2 separate regions of the Homo sapiens genome follow, and region 1 is linked to region 2. Evidence: read pairs that join two places in POLR2A ChIA-PET (ENCODE). Cell type or tissue: OCI-LY7. All regions are shown on one strand. Links, peaks and the distances in the headings refer to the core of each region. The heading gives the core; the rest is flanking DNA. Region 1 overlaps EPS15L1 (epidermal growth factor receptor pathway substrate 15 like 1). Region 2 overlaps KLF2-DT (KLF2 divergent transcript).

Region 1 (10,708 bases), core at 3,477-8,476, 73 kb before region 2:
GTTTACAAATTCAGTCTTCTGTTTTGAACCAGTTCTTCAACTGGTGAACTCAAACGTGTTTCTCTTAGAGCTGGTTTTCATAGTAGCTTTTTCTGTCTTCCTTTTATTTTAAGCACACTTCACTCTTGCCGAGCCCAGAGAGCCCCTGACAGCTTTACTGAAACCTTTCTAAAAATAGAGATTTTCCTTGAAGCCGCTGCCCGAGTAGGAAAGAGTTGAGTCCCCAAGGAGGCTTCTTGGGAAACTTGAAGTCATGAAAATTGGGATTCGGAAATGACGCGGGCATTCTGGAGCTAGGAGTGATCTGATTCACTGCGGAGGCAGTGCCAGGCGTTTATTGAAAGCCTGTCGCCTCGCGAGTTGCCAATTGGCCTCGTGGGTTTAAACACACATGGGAGGCGCCAAGCCGGCTTGGCCCGAGGTGTCCCCGGTCAGCCTGGAGGGTTAGGCGGCTCTGATTTGAGTGTGTCACCAGGTCTTACAACTTTGGACGTCCAGGCTGAGTGTGGTTTTATTGCCCGGGTCCTATTGCGCGACACAGAGGGTAGAAAGGCTCACTGCAGCCACTGGAACCGAGGCCCCACTCCGAGTCTGGAGATGTGGCCCAGAAGCCAGCACATGCCCAGGGAGGACAAGGCCCAGCCGGTCACACCACTTCCCATCTAGACCTGCTTGGCTCCCCATCCCAGGCCGCGGGGGACTCGCACGGGCCCTAGGCCCAGGGACATGTTCCATGAATCGCAGAAGCACCCACAGACGGGCCAGTGTTTTTCCCCCATTCTTTCCCAAACAGCCGACCCTAAACGGCCCATTTTAAAGCTAAGCTGCAGGCCGACACTGCCCCTCATGTCTCGGACAGGCCTGGGGACAACTGGGGCAGCAGATGGGGGCACTCCCAGATTCCAATCGCAGCTTCGTACTTGGTGTGATCATTGTCGTGTGGTCCATGTGCCAACTTTATCTAGTGCCAGTGAGTGGACTGATGCCTGTCACATGGCACCTCATTTCCTTCTTGCCGGAGCCTTCCGAGCTCTGTCACTCTTGCCATTTTACAGATGAAGAAACCAAGGCACAGGGTGTTGAGTAGGTGGCAGGGTTGGGGTTCCAGCCTGGGCAGGACAGTCTGCCCAGGACGAGGCCCTGGACCCACCACTGGGGTGGCCCTCGGCAGCTGAGGGCAGCGTCTGGTGGCCCCAGCCTGGGAGGCAGACGATGTGGCAGCCCTGGATCCGCCGTGGACCTGCTGTGTGATGTGGGCAGGCTGCGCCTCCTTTGTGTGCCTCAGTTTCCTTGTGTGTAAGGCAGAGGTGCTGACAGTGGGACCCCCTGCCAGGTCACTGGGCCTATTATTAGGTGAGAAGATCAGCACAGAGCGAGTGTCTCCTGCCTGGGCAGCTTCAGAGGGCGGCGTGAAGCCCAGGGAAGGGATCTGGTGGGGTCATCTGTGCAGGAGCCTTTGGGGCCCCTTCCCCTCCCTGGGGGCACCTGCCACTGCCCTTATCGGGGGGACCTGGAATGGGTAGGCTGCCTCTTAGAGGGGCCACCTCCCTGTTCTGTCTCTGATGTGGCTCTGACTGGGCCGAGCAACCTCGACTCTAGGACTACACAAGGTCCGAGGCAGCCATATCTCTGTGACGGGACGCAAATAGCCCAGATCGATGCATCTCTGTAACTAGATGCTAGAGGCCTAGATGACTGCATCTCTATAACTAGCTGCCAGAGACACAGGTGGCCACGTCTCTGACTAGACTCCAGAGGCCTAAACGGCCATGTCTGTGCAACTAAATTGTAGAGACCTAGAGAGTCGCATCTGTGTGACTAGATGCCAGAGCCTCAGACGACCGCATCGGTGTGACTGGAAGCTAGAGCCTCAAATAGCTGTGTCAGTGTGACTGGATGTGTCAGTGTGACTGTGTCAGTGTGACTAGAGCCTTAGATGGCTGCGTCTGTGTGACTAGACCCTGGAGCCTTAGATGGCCACGTCGGTGTGACTGGACGCTAGAGCCTTAGATGGCTGCGTGTGTGTGAGTAGACCCTGGAACCTTAGAGGGCCATGTCTGTGTGACTAGACACTAGAGCCTTAGACGGCTGCATTGGTATGAGTAAACGCTAGAAGCCTAGACGGCTGCATCTGCATGACTGGACACTAAAATCTTAGACGGCTGTGTCTGTGTGACTAGACGCTAGAGCCTTAAATGACCACGTCTGTGTGATTAGACGCCAGAGCCTTAGGTGGCCGTGTCTGTGTGGCTAGATGCTGGAGCCTTAGATGGCTGCATTGCTGTAACTAGACACTGGAGCCTTAGATGGCCGCTTTGGTGTGACTAGATGCTGGAGCCTTACACGGCCACGTCTGTGTGACTAGATGCTGGAGCCTTAGATGGCTGCGTCTGTGCGACTAGATGCCGGAGCCTTAGACGGCCGCATCTGTGTAACCAGATGCCAGAGCCTTTGGCAGCCGCATCTGTGTGACTAGACACTGGAGCTTTAGCTGGCTGCATCAGTGTGACTAGATGCTGGAGCTTTAGACAGCTGCATTGGTGTGACTGGAAGCTAGAGCCTCAGACAGCCGCGTCTATGTGACTAGACACTGGAGTCTTAGATGGCCGTGTCTGTGTGACTAGGTGCTGGAGCCTTAGATGGCTGCATTGGTGTGGCTAGTCTACAGTCTTAGACAGCCACTTTTGTGTGACTAGATGCTGGAGCCTCAGATGGCCACATCTGTGTGACTAGATACTGGAGCCTTAGACCTCTGCACTGGTGTGACTGGACACTGTAGCCTTAGACGGCCACGTCTGTGTGACTAGACGCTGGAGCCTTAGATGGTTGCATTGGTGTGACTAAACGCTGGAGCCTTAGATGGCCTTGTCTGTGTGACTAGACACTGAAGGCCTAGATGGCCGTGTCAGTGTGACTAGACGCTGGAGCCTTAGTCAGCTGCATCGGTGTGACTAGATGCTGGAGGCAGAGGCAGCCATACCTCTAAGACTGTCTGCTGGACGTGGTGGTAGACCTTTTCCCCCACATCTGCAATCTGTTGCATTCAGATTCTCGAGGGAAACCCTGGGAGTGTGCCTTTGTACTCTTGACCTGTTCTCTGTCTCTAGGCCTTCCCTGCTGGGGAGAAAGTTAAAGACCCCCGGCCCCTCCCTCCACCTCTGCCCCACTCTGATCTTTCTCTTCTATGCTCTTGGAGGAACACATGATCTTTTTTAATTTTTTTTATTTTTTGAGATGGAGTCTCGCTCTGTTGCCCAGGAGTGCTGCTGTGGCGGGATCTCAGCTCACTGCAAGCTCCGCCTCCCAGGTTCACGCCATTCTCCTGCCTCAGCCTCCCGAGTAGTTGGGACTACAGGCGCCCGCCACCACGACCGGCTAATTTTTTGTATTTTTAGTAGAGATGGGGTTTTTCACCGTATTAGCTGGGCTGGTCTTGATCTCCTAACCTCGTGATCTGCCCGCCTCGGCCTCCCAAAGTGCTGGGATTACAGGCGTGAGCCAGTGCGCCCGGCCAGGAACACATGATCATTTTTACCCCTATTTCTGCCCATTCCTTTTGTTTCCTGTCGCAGTGTTATCTCTTTGTCCTATAATTTCCTAGTTATTTTGCATTTTTGTAACAATGTGTTTCCTCTGTTAGTAAAAATGTAGTTATTTTCTATTTTATTACAGACTTAATTATTTTCTGTTTTAGTAAGAGTGGTTACTCATCCTTCTTCTGCCCATAGAAAGTGATTTTCTCCCTCCTGGGACACCCCAGCCCCTTCCCTCAGACGCCTGAGATATGCTGGCCCTTCTGTGGCTGATGGAGACCCTGGCTCCCCTGTGCCTCACCGGCGCTCCAAGTGAGGGACAAGCATCCCCCCAGGTGGCGGCGCTTAGTATCTGCTCATCACAGGCCTGGAGGCAGCAGGTGCCGGGGAGAGGACTGTGCTTGCCCTCCAGGTGGGAGAGGCCTGGAAGCGTGTCTCTGTGGCTCAGTGAGCAGTGCAGGCGTGGGTGGCAGGAAGCAGCCCCAGGGAGAGCCCTGGGAGAGCTCTGGGGGACGGCAGTGGGGTCCAGCCAGGCTCTGAGCAAGGAGAGGGGTTCCTGGTGGACGAGGTGGGCCGAGTTCCCCAGCAGGAGACCTGAGTGTTGCAGGACTTGGAAACAGGAGGCTGAGTCAGCGGCTGGGGGGTCAGTGGGTTCTGGGGACTAAGGAGGCATTGTGAGGGGAGGGGTGACTTCAGAGGTGAGCCTGAAAAATCAGGCAGCTGGGGCAGCGATGAAGTCCCTGCATGCCTTAATGAGAGCTTGGAGCTTCCCTATAGGAAGTGCCTACCTACCTACCTACCTGCAAGACGTCGCCACATATCTGCCTCCCTGTCTACCACCCACCCGCCTCCCTGTCTCTACCTGCCCATCCATCCATCCATCCACCCACCCGCCATTCATTCGTCCATTAATCCACATATATGTCTATCCATTCATCCAACTACCATTCCATCCATCTGCCCACCCACCATCCATTCATCTATCCAATTGTTATAACTATCTCTGACTGTCTCTCTCTTTAAGCTGGAGGATATGGTCCGATTTGGGTTTGAGACAGCAGGTGTGGGGTGGAGGATGTGGATGGGTGTGATGGAGGCTGACCGAGGGTCCGGGCCAGAGGTGGTCAGAGCCCAGTGGAGGTGGCGTGGGCATGCTGACCAGTGCGGGTGGCCGGGCATGTGAGGATGCACTTCCACCTGAGGTGCTGCATGTGCAGCCCAGAGGCATGGAGGAAGAAAGTCTGGTGCCAGCTGACCCAGCACCTGGAGCTGTCCATCACTAACTGAAGGCAGTGACCACACCGGCCAGCTCAGTGGGGAGGCGGCACACCAGGGCATGTGCCAAGCACCACAGCCAGCATACAGGTGAGGGTGGGGCGTGTCTCTGAAGTGTAAGCAGGAGGCCCAAGGGACCCTATGTGCCAAGTCCTGGAGTCAGGAAAGACCCAGTGTGCCTCGTGTGACTGGGGATGCCCTTGGTGCTAGAAGCCCGTGGAGGTATGGGACTGCTCTCTGCCACCCTATGTTGGGCAGCTCATCACCCACAGGCCAGAGGGCCCCTGCTGTTGAGGGTGGAGGAAAGCATGGGGCTTGAAAGAGACCCCACGTCCAAGCAGGGCCATGTTGTGCAGTCCAGAGGGTAGGAGGCCTTGCCAGGGCCCTTGGAGCATGAGCGTCTGTTCAGTGGACATCCGTCACCTTTGTTTTAACAACTATTTTTGCCTCTCTTTCATGTCCTCTCTTACAGCCCCCACCTTCTGGCCCTTTCACCTCCTCCTTGGGAGGGGCAGGATTCTCAGATGACCCCTTTAAAAGTAAACAGGACACTCCTGCTCTGCCTCCGAAGAAACCTGCTCCTCCACGGCCTAAACCGCCCAGCGGTCAGTAAGCTTTCTTCTCTCGCAGCCACCGCCTACCGGTGCCGGATGGCGGGGGACCAGGGCCTCCCTGCTCACCAGCCCAGAGTAGCAGCAGATGCCGTGGGACCCTGTGTGGGGAGCAAGAGGGTCCCCCCGGCCCAGCTGCCCAGGTCCACGCAAGTGCCGTATGTGCGTGGTGTGTGCCTCCTGCCTGCCCGCCCTCGCCCCGTCCTGTGGGCCCCTGGGCTTCTGGCTCTGTATTGGAGTGCACAAAGCCTTGGCCTTAGAGCTCCCCTTGTGGCTGGGGGCGCTTCGTGCGGCCTCCGCCTGAGCATGTCAGTGCCACCCCGACGCCCTGGCTATACTTCAGGAGCCACTCATGGCCGGCAGCCCTGTGGCCACTCTGGCCCCTTCTCTTCCGTCCTTCTCCCTGTCCGTGCTCAGGGAGGGCCTGTTGGGGGTGAGGGTGGCAGGAGTCGCTGCTTGGTCCAGTCCCTTCCCAGCTGCTTCAGGACTGAGAGTGGAGGGAGCGGGAGATTGTCCTTGGTGGCATCTGATGTGAGGAGGCAGGATGGCTCGGGGCTCCCCTCTGCCCCAGCTTGCCCAGGCATCTCAACGCACAGCTCTGAGGAGGGGACTTCCTACAGGCCCTGCCCCTCTTCCCCATGGCCAGTGCTGCCAATGTCTCCTAGCCTTGGCCCTCGAGGGTCCCCTGAGGATTCTGAAGCCCTTTAACTCACACGTGGGATTTCTCTCGTATGACAGAGTTAGGCCGGCGGCCAGTTGGCCAGACTCTCAAACAGAAAGCTATTGCTTCAAGTGGCAGAAGGAGTCACTGCAGCTCCCTGATCCATTTATCTACCCGGTCATTGCCTGTTCCATCTGTGCCCCGGTCTGGGACGCCTCCTATTCTCTAACCTCCAGGCAGACTGTTCCCCACACTGTCCCTGAATTGTGGGCAGCCACAGGAGACCCACGCACTCCCAGGATCATGCCTTCTGTTACCTGTCTTCCCTAGATAGGGCATGCCCCCGAGCCCTTTCCATCAGCTCCAGCGAGGGAAGTGGTGCTCACCCTCCTGCCTACACGTGCCCCTCCCCTGGAATCTGCCACTGGCCTCACTTTGCAGCCCCTGTGTCATCGCAGGTCCTGGAATGGACCTAGCAGGCTCCGCATGCCCCCAGCTCACTAGTTACGAGTGACCCTCGGTCCTGCACCTCGGCCACCTGTCAGTAGAGGTGAACATAGGGGAAGTTATTTTTAGAACACCGCCTCTCTCCTCCTGTCCCCTGGGCTGGCCATGGCCTTCTCTCAGGAGGATGGGGACCCAGCCCGCAGTGCCCAGGTTGGCTTTCTTGTGGATGAGTCAGGAGAAAAAGTATGACCAAGTATGGGCTGTGTGGATTTAGAGCAGATTTTCTGTGAACTGTTGAGCAGATACAGATGCGTAAAGAGATCATTTCTGTAAGCCACACATCAAAGACATTTACCATCAGGAGGAAAAACAAAACAACAAAGGGACTCCCTTCCATCTGCAAGAGGCCACCTGTGCCTTACACAGAGGCAGTGGCTCTTCAGGGATCCTTGTTGGCTTCCTGATGGAACGGCAGTGGGCCTCTTCACTCTGCCTAAAAGATGGGAGCAGAAGCACACACACACACACACACACACACACATATATGCATAATCACAATGCATGCACACAGCTGGCACACATGCATGTGCACATTCCCACGTGCGGCCATGTATTTTTATGCATGTATGTGCACGTACACGTGTATGCTCTTGCATGCACATGTGTACCCTGTGTACACACATCCTCCACGCCTGCAGACACATGCATGCATGCACCTGTTTGCACATGAACACACATGCATACAGGTGAGCATGCATTCACATACATACTGCATCACATGAGTATTCTCGCATGTGCCTGCATGTACGCATATGCAGGCACACACGCACTCTCCCATGCACCCCTCCGTGCACACTCTCCATGCTTATATGCATCTGTGGACATGTGTGCATATTCTCTTGTCAGTACACACATGCATGCATAGAGATGAGCAGCATGCACTCACATACTGCATTGTGCATGCCTGCACACACACATGCTCTCATAGATAACAGCTGGGCATGCACACCCTCCATGCTTATATATGTGCATGCATTCATTGAGACATGCACATATTCACATGTGAACATATACATGAATACAGGTGAGCATTACACAGATATTGCATAATGCATGCATGCAAACGTGCACACACATATGCGTGCGTGTGTGCTCATACACACCCGGGCATGCACACTCTGTGCTTACATACGTGTACACACATTTACACACATGTGCACGTATTCTCATATGGGTGCACACACTTGCCGAGCAGTGCCGTATTTGCTGGGCCCTGAGGAGGAGCCATCCCACTCAACAGCTCACAGGTGCAAAGCTTCATTTTCAGTGTTTCATGGAAACCGCCACCCCCGCCTCCCCACGTACCTAAACCCGGCGCTGGGTCTGCTTTTGAACTTTCCCTCAGTTATCACCTCCCATCGTGTCTCCCTCTGCAAGCCTACCCACCCCACCTTGGCTTCTGCTGTTAGTGTACTGTGGGCTTCGAAAGCAGAAAAGAATGCTTGTTAAAAGTAGAACGTTTGATAACGGGAGTTTGGGTGACTTCCTTGGGCCTGGCTTCAGGGTTCAGGCTTTTTAGGGAGCTGTTGCACAATTTGAGACCCAGGGGGTCCTGGGCTCCTTTACTCGTGGCACAGGCCACTGCATCTTTGTTCTGCTGTGGTTGATGGTTGCTGTGCCACTCGGTGCTCTGCAGAAATATATTAACATTGATGGGCCCTTAGGAAGTGCTTGAACAGTTCTTATCTCACTAGGTCCCAGCAAGACCCGTGAGGGAGACAGGCCAGGCCATGCCCATTTCCTGGAAGAGGAAAGGCGGGGAGGGAGGTCATGGGGGCTCCCCAAGGTCACACAGCAAGGTGGCAGCAGGGCCAGGTCTACACCCAGTGACCTGCCTCCTGCCCCAAGACAGGAGTAACGAGAACCAAGCCATGAGCTTCAGAACATTCTCTAAAACAGCCAATGCACGCGCAGCATTTTAAGTCCGGAGCAACTGCAGATCTGTGTGGAGGCCTAAATATTTCTCATTTGATTCTTTTACCCAGAAGCAATGGCTGAACAGAAAAATTCTGCATTGTACTCGCTGCTGGGTGGTAGGTACAGACCGTGTGGTGGTTGCCGTTTGAGCTTGCAGCATTATTTGTGCTGTGATTCCGTACTAACCTCTAACAGTCCAAACACTGAGTTGACCCAGTGGTTGACCTTTGGTGAGTCACATGTTGGGGAGAAGTGTTTGGCTCTTTGGGGAATTGCAAAGGAAGATGCTTGCCCTACCCTTGCTCTCTGGTCAAGGGAATCAGAGCCGGGCTCTGTACAATTCCCTTCCCGGTTCCTGGCCACACGGCACAGACCCACGTGCAGCCCAGGAGGCCTCTGGTTATGGGCAAGAGCGGTCAGCAGATGAGTGTCGGGTGAAGTCGTGCTCAGAAAGTTCGCCAGGAAGACACAAGGCAGATCTCTTGTTTTCTTGGCTTCTTTAAGACAGAAGATAGTGAAGCTAATCTGTGAATTTTTTTTTTTTTTTTTAAGCATAAAGTCCAACGTTTTCAAACTGCTGGACTTTATGTTTTCTTAAAACAAACAAACAAACCAAAAAAAGCCTTTCTGCCTTTCTTGCTACCCCAGGCTTTTTCTGCTCAGGGAGACCACACGGCCAGCACACAGTGACGGCCGCCTTCCCCTGGCCACCCCAGGGCTTCCCAGATGCTGGGGCTTTGCGCGAGATGCGTGGGTCCCAGCGTGGCTGAGTGAGGAGGAAGGTGAAATGCGACCCCCTGTGAGCCTGGCGGTCGAGCCTTGAGCTGGTGGAGATAGACAGACTGACAAAAAGTCTGAAGGACCCATAGGCTGTCCAGTGGGCAGTCTTAAACATGCACACAGCGTTGACACCTGCACTCATGGAAATCACAATGAAGGAACAAGCTTTTCTGTCATCTCTCCGCCTGGCACATGGAACATGTCTGATGTCCCATGCTCCCATCCAGGGTTTGTCCATCCCAGGGCACCCAGAGGTTTCTAGAACCCTGCTAGGCCTCTGTGCCAGGAAATGGCTGATGTGTGAGGCCAGGACAGGAGAACTGAGGCCGCTTCCTTCTGTCCTCTGGGCAGCCAATTCTGCTAGAATCCAGGGGACTGCTTGATCAGGCTGGTTTCTGGACATTGGAGGAAAGGGAGGCCCCGGGTGGGTCACTTAACCTCCCTGAGCCTCAGTTTTCCTGCCTGACCATGGGACCCACTCAGGCCTAGCAGGTGGGTGTGTGGGTGAAGCGCCTTGCACGGTGACGTGCTGTATGTGGTCTGTAGCCCCCATCCCCACCCTGCGGCACAGGGACCGGGACGCAGGCTTCTGCCATATGGGCACCTTTTCCAGGAAAGACAGGCTGGGCAGCTGAGGTGGCTGCACACATTCTGGGAGTCATTAATTGGGCCCTTTTCTCCCTGTGAGGTCACAGTTTAGTGGAAATCTTTTCCGTTAAAAAAAGCGTGCAGGGAGTTGAACTTCAAAGAGGGCTCCAGCGTCCTCTGTGGGTCATCGCTCATACAGGACCAAATGTGAGTTTGGGTCTGAGTCACGTGTGGCTTTGGTGCCATCTCTTGTGTTCTAGAGGCTGCAGTTTTCAAATTCCGTGGGAGCTGCTTGTCTTATTTTGTTTAAAGGTCAATTGAGGTGAAATTGACATTTGGTGTGGCTGGCATGCAGTGTGGGTGCACGGGCAGACAGGTGTTGACCTGGACAGTCACAGGTGGACCCCTCCACCTGGGAACCTGCAGAGGTTCCTCGAGGGAGAGTTCCGGTCACAGCGTACAGCTGAGTAGCCCACAGTTGGCCATCTGCCCTCAAGGCCACATACTCAGTTCTGTCTCCATCTAAGCCAGAAAGTGCACTCTGGGGACCACCAAGGGCCATCTCCTGGGGCATGCATGGAGCTTTGGTGTGGGCACTAAGTTCTTCTTGCCTGGAGGTCTTTTCAAGAAAGGTGTATCAAGGTATTAAATAACCAGCAGGTGTCTGTTTTGGGCAGAAGAAACTGGTTTCTTTCAGGCAGATGCAGCACAGACCCGGCAGGCTGCCGAAACCTGTCAGTTAGAGTTAGGTTAAAGTTAGCCGTGGCACACACCTCCCCCAGGTAAACAATGGTATATTTTCTGCAACGGACCGGAGATCAAGATCAGTCAGAGCT
Region 2 (10,708 bases), core at 3,550-8,549:
CAGGCAACTCCATACAGCCAGGAAGCAGATGGCTTCCTGTGTCTTCTGTGTTCAGCAGAATTGGTGCCTGGAGCAGGAATGGGTCCATTTTGATGGGGAGAGTGGGGAGGCCCAGGGCCAGGGGGACAGTGGTTGAGTTTGAGCCCCACATTTTGGGATCCTGGGGAGCTCTTTTTGTGGGAGCAGACTTCTGACTTGCCTTGTAATTTCAGTGCTTCAGCCTGATGCCCTTCAGCCTCATAATTGGGGTGGAAAATCATAATGATGTTGTTAAGCAATTATGTCATTATATATTATTAATAATGACAGCTATCATGAAGAGAAACTCTTCATGTAAGAGGTAAATCTTACACGGAAGGGGTAAGTCACCGAAGGACTCCATTTAACATGCTTGAAGTGTATTTGTAAAATTCCACATCTTTTAGGTGACTGGGTGTTTCTGGGTGCCTGTAACAATTTCCTTGGAAAATGGAGTGTAAATATCTTCTCTTTCCATTTGTTTCGCATTTTCATTTTTTAAAAAATTGAGGTGGAATTCACATAACATAAAGTTAGCCATTTTTAAATTTTATTTTATTTTTTGAGGCGGAATCTCACTCTGTCACCCAGGCCCGAGTGCAGTGGCATGATCTTGGCTCACTGCAACCTCCATCTCCCGGGTTCAAGTGATTCTCCTGCCTCAGCCTCCTGAGTAGCTGGAATTACAGGCGCCTGCCACCACGCCTGGCTAACTTTTGGATTTTTAGTAGAGACGGGGTTTCACCATGTTGGCCAGGCTGGTTTCAAACTCCTGACCTCAGGTGATTCACCCGCCTCAGCCTCCCAAAGTGTTGGCAATTATAGGCATGAGCCACTTTGCCCGGCCAATTTTATTTTATATTTTTAGAGATGGGGGGTCTCGCCTCTTGCCCAGACTGGAATGCAGTGGTGTGATCATAGCTCGCCTCGACCTCCCAGGCTCAAGCAATCGTCCCACCTCAACCTTCTAAGTAGTTGGGACTACAGGCGCGTGCCACTATGCCTGGCTAATTTTTAAATGTTTTGTAGAGATGGGTCTCACCATGTTGCCCAGGCTGGTCTCAAACTCCTGGGCTCAAGTGATCCTCCCACCTTTGCCTCCCAAAGTGCTGGGATTACAGAGGTGAGCCACCAGGCCCGGCCAAAGGTAGCCATTTTTAAATGTACAATTTGGTGGCATTTAGCGCATTCCCAGTGTTGTGCAGCCACTACCTCTGACTAGTCCCAGGACATCTTCATCCCCACAAAAGGAGACCCTGTCCCCATCAGCAGTCACTCCCCATTCCCCTTCCCCAGTCCCTGGCAACCACCCATCTGCTTCCTGGCTGTATGGAGTTGCCTATTCTGGGCATTTCACTCAGATGGAATCTCACGCTATGTGGCCTTTGTGTCTGGCTTCTCTCAGCATCGTGTTTTCGGGGTTCATCCATGCTGAAGCATGGGTCAGTGCTTCCTTTTCATGGCTGAATAATATTCCATATTGTGGATGGACCACATTGTTTCGGTCCATTTGCCTGTTGATGGACACTTGATTTGCTTCCACCTTGGGGCTATTGTGAGTGTGTGTGTGTGTGTGTGTGTGTGTGTGTGTAAGGATTTGTTTGCATTCCTCTGACACTTTTTTTTTTTTTTGATGGAGTCTTGCTCTGTTGCCCAGGCTGGAGTGCAGTGGCGTGACCTCGGCTCATTTCAACCTCCGCCTGCCAGGTTCAAGTGATTCTCCTGTCTCAGCCTCCTGAGTAGCTGGGACTACGATCCACCTGCCACCTTGGGAGTCACCTTAGCCCCCTGTCCCTCCCCTCCTTCAAGGTCCCCAGAAGAAACTCACCTGTCAGCCTTCGACTTGGGACCTCCAGGACTGTGAGAGAACACGTTTCCGTTGTTGGAAGCCACTGTGAACCCCGAAAATTTGAGACAGTTCTTAGTTAATTTAGCAAGTTTATTTTGCGGCCGGGCATGGTGGCTCATGCCTGTAATCCCAGCACTTGGAGAGGCCGAGGCGGGCGGATCACCTGAGGTCAGGAGTTCGAGACCAGCCTGACCAACATGGTGAAACCCCGTTTCTACTAAAAATACAAAAATTAGCTGGGTGCCTGTCATCCCAGCTACTCGGGAAGCTGAGGCAGAAGAATCACTTGAACCCAGGAGCCAGAGGTTGCAGTGAGCCGAGATCGTGCCACTGCACTCTAGCCTGGGTGACAGACAGAGACTCTGTCTCAAAAAAAAAAAAAAGAAAAAGTTTATTTTGCCAAGGTTGGGGATGCCCGTCCATGACACAGACTCAGGAGGTCCTGATGACATGTGTCCAAGGTGGTCGGGGCACAGCTTAGTCTTGGACATTTAGGGAGACAGGAGACATCAGTCAATATATGTAAGAACTACATTGGTTCAGTGTTGAAAGGCAGGACGACTCGAAGCAAAGGCAGGAAGACTTGAAGCCAGGAGGGAGCTTCCAGGTCACAGGTTTCTTAATAGCAACCCCAGGGAACTCGGGACGGCGGGAGGGGACAGTGGGGGCATCTGTGCAGTTCCACACCAGGGCTAGGCGTGGCGGGGGACGCGGGCGTGAGTCTGGCTCGATGCCCCTCAGGTTCCCAGGCCGGGTAAGGAGCCAGAGGAGTCCAAAACCAGCCCGGGTGGAGCAAGATTTATGCTGTGGGGGAGGTGCAATTATCGTCATCACCATCATTATTAAGAGCCATTAGCAGCTGCTGTAAAATGAGCTCATTATCCCCCCTCCACTCCGGCCTCTGTTTCCCACCTCAGTTAATGGAACCCCTGCCACCCAGGTGCCAGATCCAGAGCCGGGTGCTGACTCTGGGCCCCACCCCCAGCCCACTGGGTCCTTTCTACCGCCTAGACTAGAGTTTTGGGCTGAAACACAGGACCCCCCACTTAAATGTAAATTTCAGATAGAGGCCAGGTGCAGTGGCTCGTGCCTGGAATCCCAGCACTCTGGGAGGCCAAGGCGAGTGGATCGCTTGAGCCCAGGAGTTTGAGACCGGTCTGGGAAGCACAGCAAGACCTTATCTCAACAAAATTTTTTTTTTTTTGATACAGTCTCTGTCGCCGAGGTTGGAGTGAAGTGGTGCAATCTCGACTCACTGCAACCTCCACCTCCCGGGTTCAAGCGATTCTGCTGCCTCAGCCTCCCGAGTAGCTGGGAGTATAGGCGCCCACCACCACGCCTTGCTAATTTTTGTATTTTTAGTAGAGGCGGGGCGGGGTTTCACCATGCTGGCCGGGCTGTTCTCGAACTCCTGACCTCAGGTGATCCATCTACCTCGGCCTCCTAAAGTGTTAAAACTACAGGCGTGAGCCCTGCGCCTAGCCACAAAAAATTTTTTAAAAATTATCCGGGAGGCCGGGCATGGTGGCTCATGACTGTAATCCCAGCACTTTGGGAGGCCGAGGCAGGTGGATTGCCTGAGGTCAGGAGTTCGAAACCAGCCTGACCAACATGGTGAAACCCTATCTCTACTAAAAATATAAAAATTAGCTGGGCGTCGTGGCATCTGCCTGTAATCCCAGCTACTAGGGAGACTGAGGCAGGACAATCGTTTGAACCCGGGAGGTGGAGGTTGCGGTGAGCCAAGATCGTGCCATTGCACTGCAGCCTGGGCAACAAAAGCAAAACTCCATCTCAAAAAAAGAAAAAAAAAATTATCCGGGCATGGTGGCTCGTGCCTGTGGTCCCAGCTACTCAGCCGGATTGCTTGAGCCCAGGAGGTCAAGGCTGCAATGAGCCATGGTCACACCACTGCACTCCAGCCTAGGCAACAGAGTGAGGCCCTGTCTAAAAAATAATCATAAATAAATACATTTCAGATAGGGAAGGATTTTTTTATTTAAGTATGGGTAAGTTCCAATATTGCTGCTTATGTCTCCCTTCTTAGCTTACTTTTTTTTATTTTTTTTTTTTGAGACAGGGTCTCACTCTGTTGCCCAGGCTGTAACCTTGACCTTCCGGGCTCAAACGATCCTCCCATCGCGACCCCTCAAGTAGCTGGGACTACGGGTACATGCCATCACTCCCGGCTAATTTTTGTAATTTTTGTAGAGATGTGATTTTGCTGTGTGGCCCAGGCTGGACTCAAACTCCTGAACTCAAGGAGTCCTCTTGCCTTGGCCTCCCAAAGCATTGGGATTACAGGTGTGAGCCACTGCACCTGGCATGAGTTGTAAAATAAACGTCTTATAAGTGTTTTATTTTGGAATCAGTTTAATGGCAGGAAAGTTGCAAAGAGGCTATGCAGCACTCCCATGTCCCCTTCCACCAGCTTCCTCTGATGTTGACATCTTTCCCTACCTCAGTACATTTGGTGAAACTAAGAAATTAATGCTGGGACAATGATGCTATCAACTAAACTCCAGACATTCTATGTGGATGTCACCAATGTTCCCACAAATGTCCTCCCTCTCTTCCAGGATCCTTCACCTTATTTAGCCCCCGTTCCTCCCTGATCTCCTCTGGTCTGTGATGGTTTCTTAGTCTTTCCTTGTTTTTCATGACCTCAGCAGTGTTCAATCTCTTGTTGTTTTTTTTTTTCTTTTTTTTTTTTTTTAGACGGAGTTTCACTCTTGTTGCCCAGGCTGCAGTGCAGTGGCGCAATCTCAGCTCACTGCAACCTCCGCCTCCTGGGTTCAACCGATTCTCCCACCTCAGCCTCCCGAGTAGCTGGGATTACAGGCATCCACAACCACACTCGGCTAATTTTTGTATTTTTAGTAGAGATGGGGTTTCACCGTGTTGGCCAGGCTGGTCTCAAATTCCTGACCTCCAGTGATCTGCCCGCCTCAGCCTTGAAAAGTACTGGGATTACAGACCTGAGCCATTGTGCTTGGCCCGTTTTTTTTTTTTTTTTTTTTTTTTTTTTTTTTTAGACAGGCTCTCACTCTGTTGCTCAGGCTGAAGTGCAGTAACTTGATCGCAGCTCACTGCAGCCTCAAGCTCCTGGGCTCAAGTGATTTTTCCACCTCAGCCTCCTGAGTAGCAGGGACCATAGGTGTGTGCCATATGCTTGGGTATTTTTTTAAACTTTTTGTGCAGATGGGGTCTTGCTATGTTGTCCAGGCTGGTCTTGAATTCCTGGACTCAAGTGATCCTCCTGCCTTGGCCTCCTGAAGTGCTGGGATTACAGGTGTGAGAGACTTTGTCAGTCTTTTTTTTTTTTTTTTTCTGAGATGGAGTTTCGCTCTTCTTGCCCAGGCTGGAATGCAGTGGCACCATCTCAGCTCACTGCAACCTCTGCCTCTGCCTCTTGGGCTCAAGTGATTCTCATGCCTCAGCCTCCCGAGTAGCTGGGATTACAGGCGCCCACCCACCATACCCACCTACTTTTTTGTGTGTTTTAGTAGGGAGGGGGATTCATCTGTTGGTCAGGCTGGTCTTGAACTCCTGCCCTCAGGTGATCAACCTGCCTTAGCCTCCCAAAATTCTGGGATTATAGGCATGAGCCACCGTGCCTGGCTGACTTTGGCAGTCTTAAAGAGTGCTGGCCGGTCCCCCCCCAGGGCATCCAAGTGTACCCCAATCTGTGTTTGACATTTTCTTGTGGTTAGACAGGAATTGTGGGGTTTGGGGAAGAAGACGGGAGCATGCCCTCCTCATCACATCATATCGGGGATGCCCAGTGTCCCCATCCATACCCCCAGTCATGCCAATACTGTGCATTATGGCTGGGGAGCCAAACAAATGCTCCCCAAGCATCTTCCCTCCCCAAGTATCTTCAAGAACTGGAAGGAGTTCCAGTTCCTCAGAGCCAGACACAATAACATATCCCAGACACTGGCCACTTGGCTGGAGGCCGAATTTTAATGGGAGGAAGTGGACATAGAAGAATATTGCCAGCTGCAGAACCTAGAGCCCCTACATAGTTCTCCTATCTTCTCCCCAGTTTCCCAATGTGGACACTTTACAGCCTCAAACAAGCATGCATCTGCCTGCATGTGTTTCTCTAACTTGCCGCCTGAAGACTGTCAACTGACCTATTTTAAAATTATTTAGGCCAGGCGCGGTGGCTCACACCTGTAATACCAGCACTTTGGGAGCTCTAGGCAGGCAGATCACCTGAGGTCAGGAGTTCGAGACCAGCCTGGCCAACATGGCGAAACCCCGTCTCTACTAAAAATACAAAAATTAGCTGGGCGTGGTGGTGCGCGCCTGTAATCCCAGCTACTCAGGAGGCTGAGGCAGGAGAATCACTTGAACCAGGGAGGCGGAGGTTGCAGTGAGCCAAGACTGTGCCACTGCACTCCAGCCTGGGGGACAGAGCCAGACTGTCTCAAAAAAAAAAAAAAAAAAGGTGGTAGGGGGTAAGCCGGCATGAGATGAGAAATGGACTCTTCAGGGGCTGGTAAGCAGGATTTCCCAACTTCAGCACTTGAGGCCGGATTATCTGTGTGGCAGAGGCCATCCCGTGCATTGTAGCATCCCTGGCCTGCACCCACCAGATACTATTAGGTTGGTGCAAAAGTCATTGCCGTTCTTGCCATTATTATTATTATTATTTTTTGAGATGGAATCTTATGCCGTCGCCCAGGCTGGAGTGCAGTGCTGCAGTCTCGGCTCACTGCAACCTCCGCCTCCTGGGTTCAAGCGATTCTCCTGCCTCAGCCTCCCCAGTGGCTGGGATGACAGGTGCGCGGCATCATGCTTGGCTGATTTTCGTACTTTTTTTTTTTTTTTTTGAGATGGTGTCTCGCTCTGTTGCCCAGGCTGGAGTGCAGTGGCGTGATCTCCGCTCACTGCAAGCTCCGCCCCCTGGGTTCATGCCATTCTCCTGCCTCAGCCTCCGGAGTAGCTGGGACTATAGGCGCCCGCCACCACACCTGGCTAATTTTTTTTGTATTTTTAGTAGAGACGGGGTTTCACAGTGTTCGCCAGGATGGTCTCGATCTCCTGACCTCGTGATCGACCTGCCTCAGCTTCCCAAAGTGCTGGGATTACAGGCGTGAGCCACCGCGCCCGGCCATGATTTTTGTATTTTTAGTAGGGACAGGGTTTCACCATACTGGCCAGGCTGGTCTAGAACTCCTGACCTCAGGTGATCCACCCGCCTCGGCCTCCCAAAGTGCTGGGTTACAGGCGTGAGCTACCGCGCCTGGCCCTTGCCATTACTTTTTTTTTAATGGCAAAACCCACAATTAATAGCATTCCCCCGACGCGCCTCCCCGAGTCGTGAGGACCAAAAATGTCTCTAGACGTTGCCAAGCTTTCTCAGGTGTGAACCTGTGTCTAACCATAAGAGGCCAGGCTGCACTTCAGAGCTGTGATTTGCATTTCTAGGAAACCCTGGGGGCTGTACTGGGTGTTCGACACCCTCCCCGACCCCAGCCCTGGGATGGAAACCTCTCTCCGTGTCACTGGTTCTGCATGGGGTATGTTGGACATTTGCAATTTGATAAGTAAAGTCCCAGCTCCCCTGACCCAGAGAAGTCTGTCCCTGAGTGATCTGCGCTGCATACCCAAAATAATGACTGATGACCCACAGAAGGCCTGGCACATGCGGTGTTCAGAACAAGAGAAAAGACAGGAACAGTGGGCAAATGCAGCCTGACTCATGCCGGCCGGCCGTGCAAGGAGTGCCAAGGCCTGACTCACAGCCCACGATGTCACACTTGCACCTGTGTCCCAGCAAGGGCGCCCCGTAAGAAAATATTGGCTAAACCCCTAGCAATCAAGCGGGGACGGCCCCGTGCCTGCACAAGCCTGTGGCGAGAAGGGGCATGGGGCCCACGACAGCCTTGTACACTTGGTGAACCCTGGGCTGTTTGCAGGAGGAAGGCTGACTCAGCCGAGGAGTGTGGAGACCCCCGGAGACCCCTGGGGAAGGGGAGTTTCAGAGGCTTCCCATTGTTGTTGTTTTTTTTTTTTTTTTTTTTTTTGAGGCAGAGTCTTCTTGGTCTGTCGCCCAGGCTGGAGTATAGTGGCACCATCTCGGCTTACTGCAACCTCTGCCTCCCGGGTTCAAGGGATTCTCTTGTCTCAGCCTCCTGAGTAGCTGGGATTACAGCATAGGCCACCATGCCTGGCTAATTTTTATATTTTTAGTAGAGATGGAGTTTCACCATGTTGGCCAGGTTGGTCTCGAACTCCTGACTTCAGGTGATCCACCCGCCTCGGCCTCCCAAAGTGCTGGGCTTAGAGGTGTTGTGAGCCACTGAGCCTGGCTTTATTTTTTTATTTTTTGAGATGGAGTTTCATTCTTGTTGCCCAGGCTGGAGTGCAGTGGTGCGATCTCGGCTCACTGCAACCTCCGCCTCCTGGGTTCAAGCGATTCTCCTGCCTCAGCCTCCCGAGTAGCTGGGAGTGCCTGCCACCACATCCAGCTAATTTTTTTGTATTTTTAGTGGAGACAGGGTTTCACTATGTTGGCCAGGCTGATTTCTAACTCCTGACCTCAGGCGATCCGCTCGCCTCAGCCTCGCAAAGTGCTGGGATTACAGGCGTGAGCGGCCGTGCTCAGCCGTTTTTTTTGTTGTTGTTGTTGTTTTTTTTTTTTAAGACGGAGTCTCCTCTCTCTCTGTTGCCCAGGCTGAAGGGCAATGGCGTGATCTGGTTCAATGCAACGTCGGCCTCCTAGGCTCAAGCGATCCTCCCACCTCAGCCTCCCGAGTAGTTGGGAATACATTTGTGCACCACCACACCTGGCCAATTTTATTGGTATTTTTTGTAGAGATGGGGTTTTGGGATTACAGGCTAAAGCCCAGGAGTTTGAGACTAGTTGTCCAAATAACTAGTACCCAGCCTGTATGCATTGATTTTTGTTTTAAACAACAACAAAAAAATTAAGGTGAGCTGGGCTCAGTGGCTCGCGCCTGTTATCCCAGTATTTTGGGAGAGGGAGGCAGGGGAATCACTTGAAGACCAGGAGTTTGGGACCAGCCTGGGCAACATAGAGTGCCCTCTGCCCACCCCACCAAAAAATAAAAATAAATTAGCTAGGTGTGGTTGCTCACGCCTGTAGTCCCAGCTACTTGGGGGGCTGAGGCGGGAGATCCAGGCTGCAGTGAGCTGTGATGCCACTGTGTACACCCCCTGTGATGGCACGTGTAATATACAAAGGGGGACAGGATGATCACACCTCCAATGTCACTGGGGTGTGTACACGCCCCTGTAATAATATACAGGGTGGGACAGGATGATAGTATCCCCAATATCGCAGGGGGCGTGTACACCCCCTGTAATACCAGTCATAATATACAGGGCATGACAGGATGATAGTACCCCCAATATCGCAGGGGGCGTGTACACCCCCTGTAATAGCAGTCATAATATACAGGGCGTGACAGGATGATGGTACCCCCAATATCGCAGAGGGCGTGTACACCCCCCTGTAATACCAGTCATAATATACAGGGGGGACAGGATGATAGTATCCCCAATATCGCGGGGGGCGTGTACACCCCCCTGTAATACCAGTCATAATATAGATGGGGGGACAGGATGATAGTACTTCCAATATCGCAGGGGGCGTGTACACCCCCCTGTAATACCAGTCATACGGGGGGGACAGGATGATAGTACCCCCAATATCGCAGGGGGCGTGTACACCCCCCATAATACCAGTCATAATATACAGGGGGGGACAGGATGATAGTACCCCCAATATCGCAGGGGGCATGTACACCCCTCTGTGATACTGGTCATAATATCCAGGGGAGGACAGGATGATAGTATTCCCAATATTGTAGGGGGTGTGTACACCCTCAAGTGATATTGTGCGTCATATCAAAGGGGGGACAGAATGATGGTACCCCCAATGTTACAGGGAGTGTGTACACCCCCCTGTGATATCACACATAATATTAATAATTAGCAACCACACCTAGCTAATTTATTTTTATTTTTTGGTGGGGAGGGCAGAGGGCACTCCATGTTGCCCTGGTTGGTCCTGAACTCCTGGACTTCAAGTGATTCCCTTGCCTCCACCTCTCAAAATACTGGGATTACAGGTGTGAGCCACTGAGCCCAGGAAGTGACAAGATGATAGTACCCTCAATATCGCAGGGGGTGTGTAGGGTGTGTACACTTCCCCGTGATACCGTGTGTAATATTGAGGGGGGACTGGATATTATGAACAATATCACAGGGGGGTGGACACTCCCCACGATATTGGGAGTAATGTCATTCTTCTCTCCCCCCCTGGAGACTACGAACCATATCACAGGGTGTCCTGTACGGTACAGTGCCACTGTGCTCCAGCCCAGGCAACATAGTGAGACCCTGTCTCTAAAACAAAACAAAGACAACCCCCTGAATGGTAAAATAACATACATAACATTTATTAAAATTCATCTTAACCATTTTTTTTTTTTTTTGAGTCAGAGTCTCACTCTGTCGCCCAGGCTGGAGTGCAATGGAGTGATCTCGGCTCACTGTAACCTCCACCTCTTGGGTTCAAGTGATTCTCATCCCTCAGCCTCCCGAGTAGCTGGGATTACAGGTGTGCACCACCATGCCTGGCTAATTTTTGTATTTTTTTGTAGAGACGGGGTTTTGCCATGTTGCCCAGGCTGGTCTCAAACTCCTGGCCTCAAGCAATCCACACCCCTACTTGGCCTCCCAAAGTGTTGGGATTACAGGCGTGAGCACCTGGCCTCATCTTAACTCTTTTTAAGTGTACAATTCAGTGGCATTAAGTTTATTCATGATGTTGTGTAACGATTGCCACTTTTTATTTTTTGA

The links. Peaks named below come from ENCODE experiments on the same cell type or tissue, not always from the same donor. Only the 100,000 strongest peaks of a DNase experiment are listed, where the experiment ranks them.
Region 1: POLR2A ChIA-PET joins it to region 2 with 9 read pairs; 9 of 35 experiments call an interaction of 5 or more read pairs at or near these places.

What each region holds. Positions count from the first base shown.
Region 1 is chr19:16,371,827-16,382,534 of GRCh38, reverse strand. It overlaps EPS15L1 (epidermal growth factor receptor pathway substrate 15 like 1), which reads left to right. Exons shown (of 24, transcript NM_001258374.3): 22 at 5,281-5,413. Among named protein-coding and RNA genes, the nearest start is that of KLF2, 52 kb to the right of the region's middle. RefSeq lists enhancers at 6,290-6,791, 10,433-10,502, 10,643-10,708. In OCI-LY7, for the core only: CTCF peaks have their summits at 5,485 and 5,685; a DNase peak (open chromatin) is centred at 5,694.
Region 2 is chr19:16,299,070-16,309,777 of GRCh38, reverse strand. The region is part of intron 1 of KLF2-DT (KLF2 divergent transcript); the gene reads left to right. Among named protein-coding and RNA genes, the nearest start is that of KLF2-DT, 20 kb to the left of the region's middle. RefSeq lists a silencer at 7,273-7,342 and an enhancer at 7,543-7,602. In OCI-LY7, for the core only: no CTCF peak of the experiment used is centred there; DNase peaks (open chromatin) are centred at 6,651, 7,277 and 7,587; H3K4me3 peaks cover 1,011 bases; H3K27ac peaks cover 3,028 bases.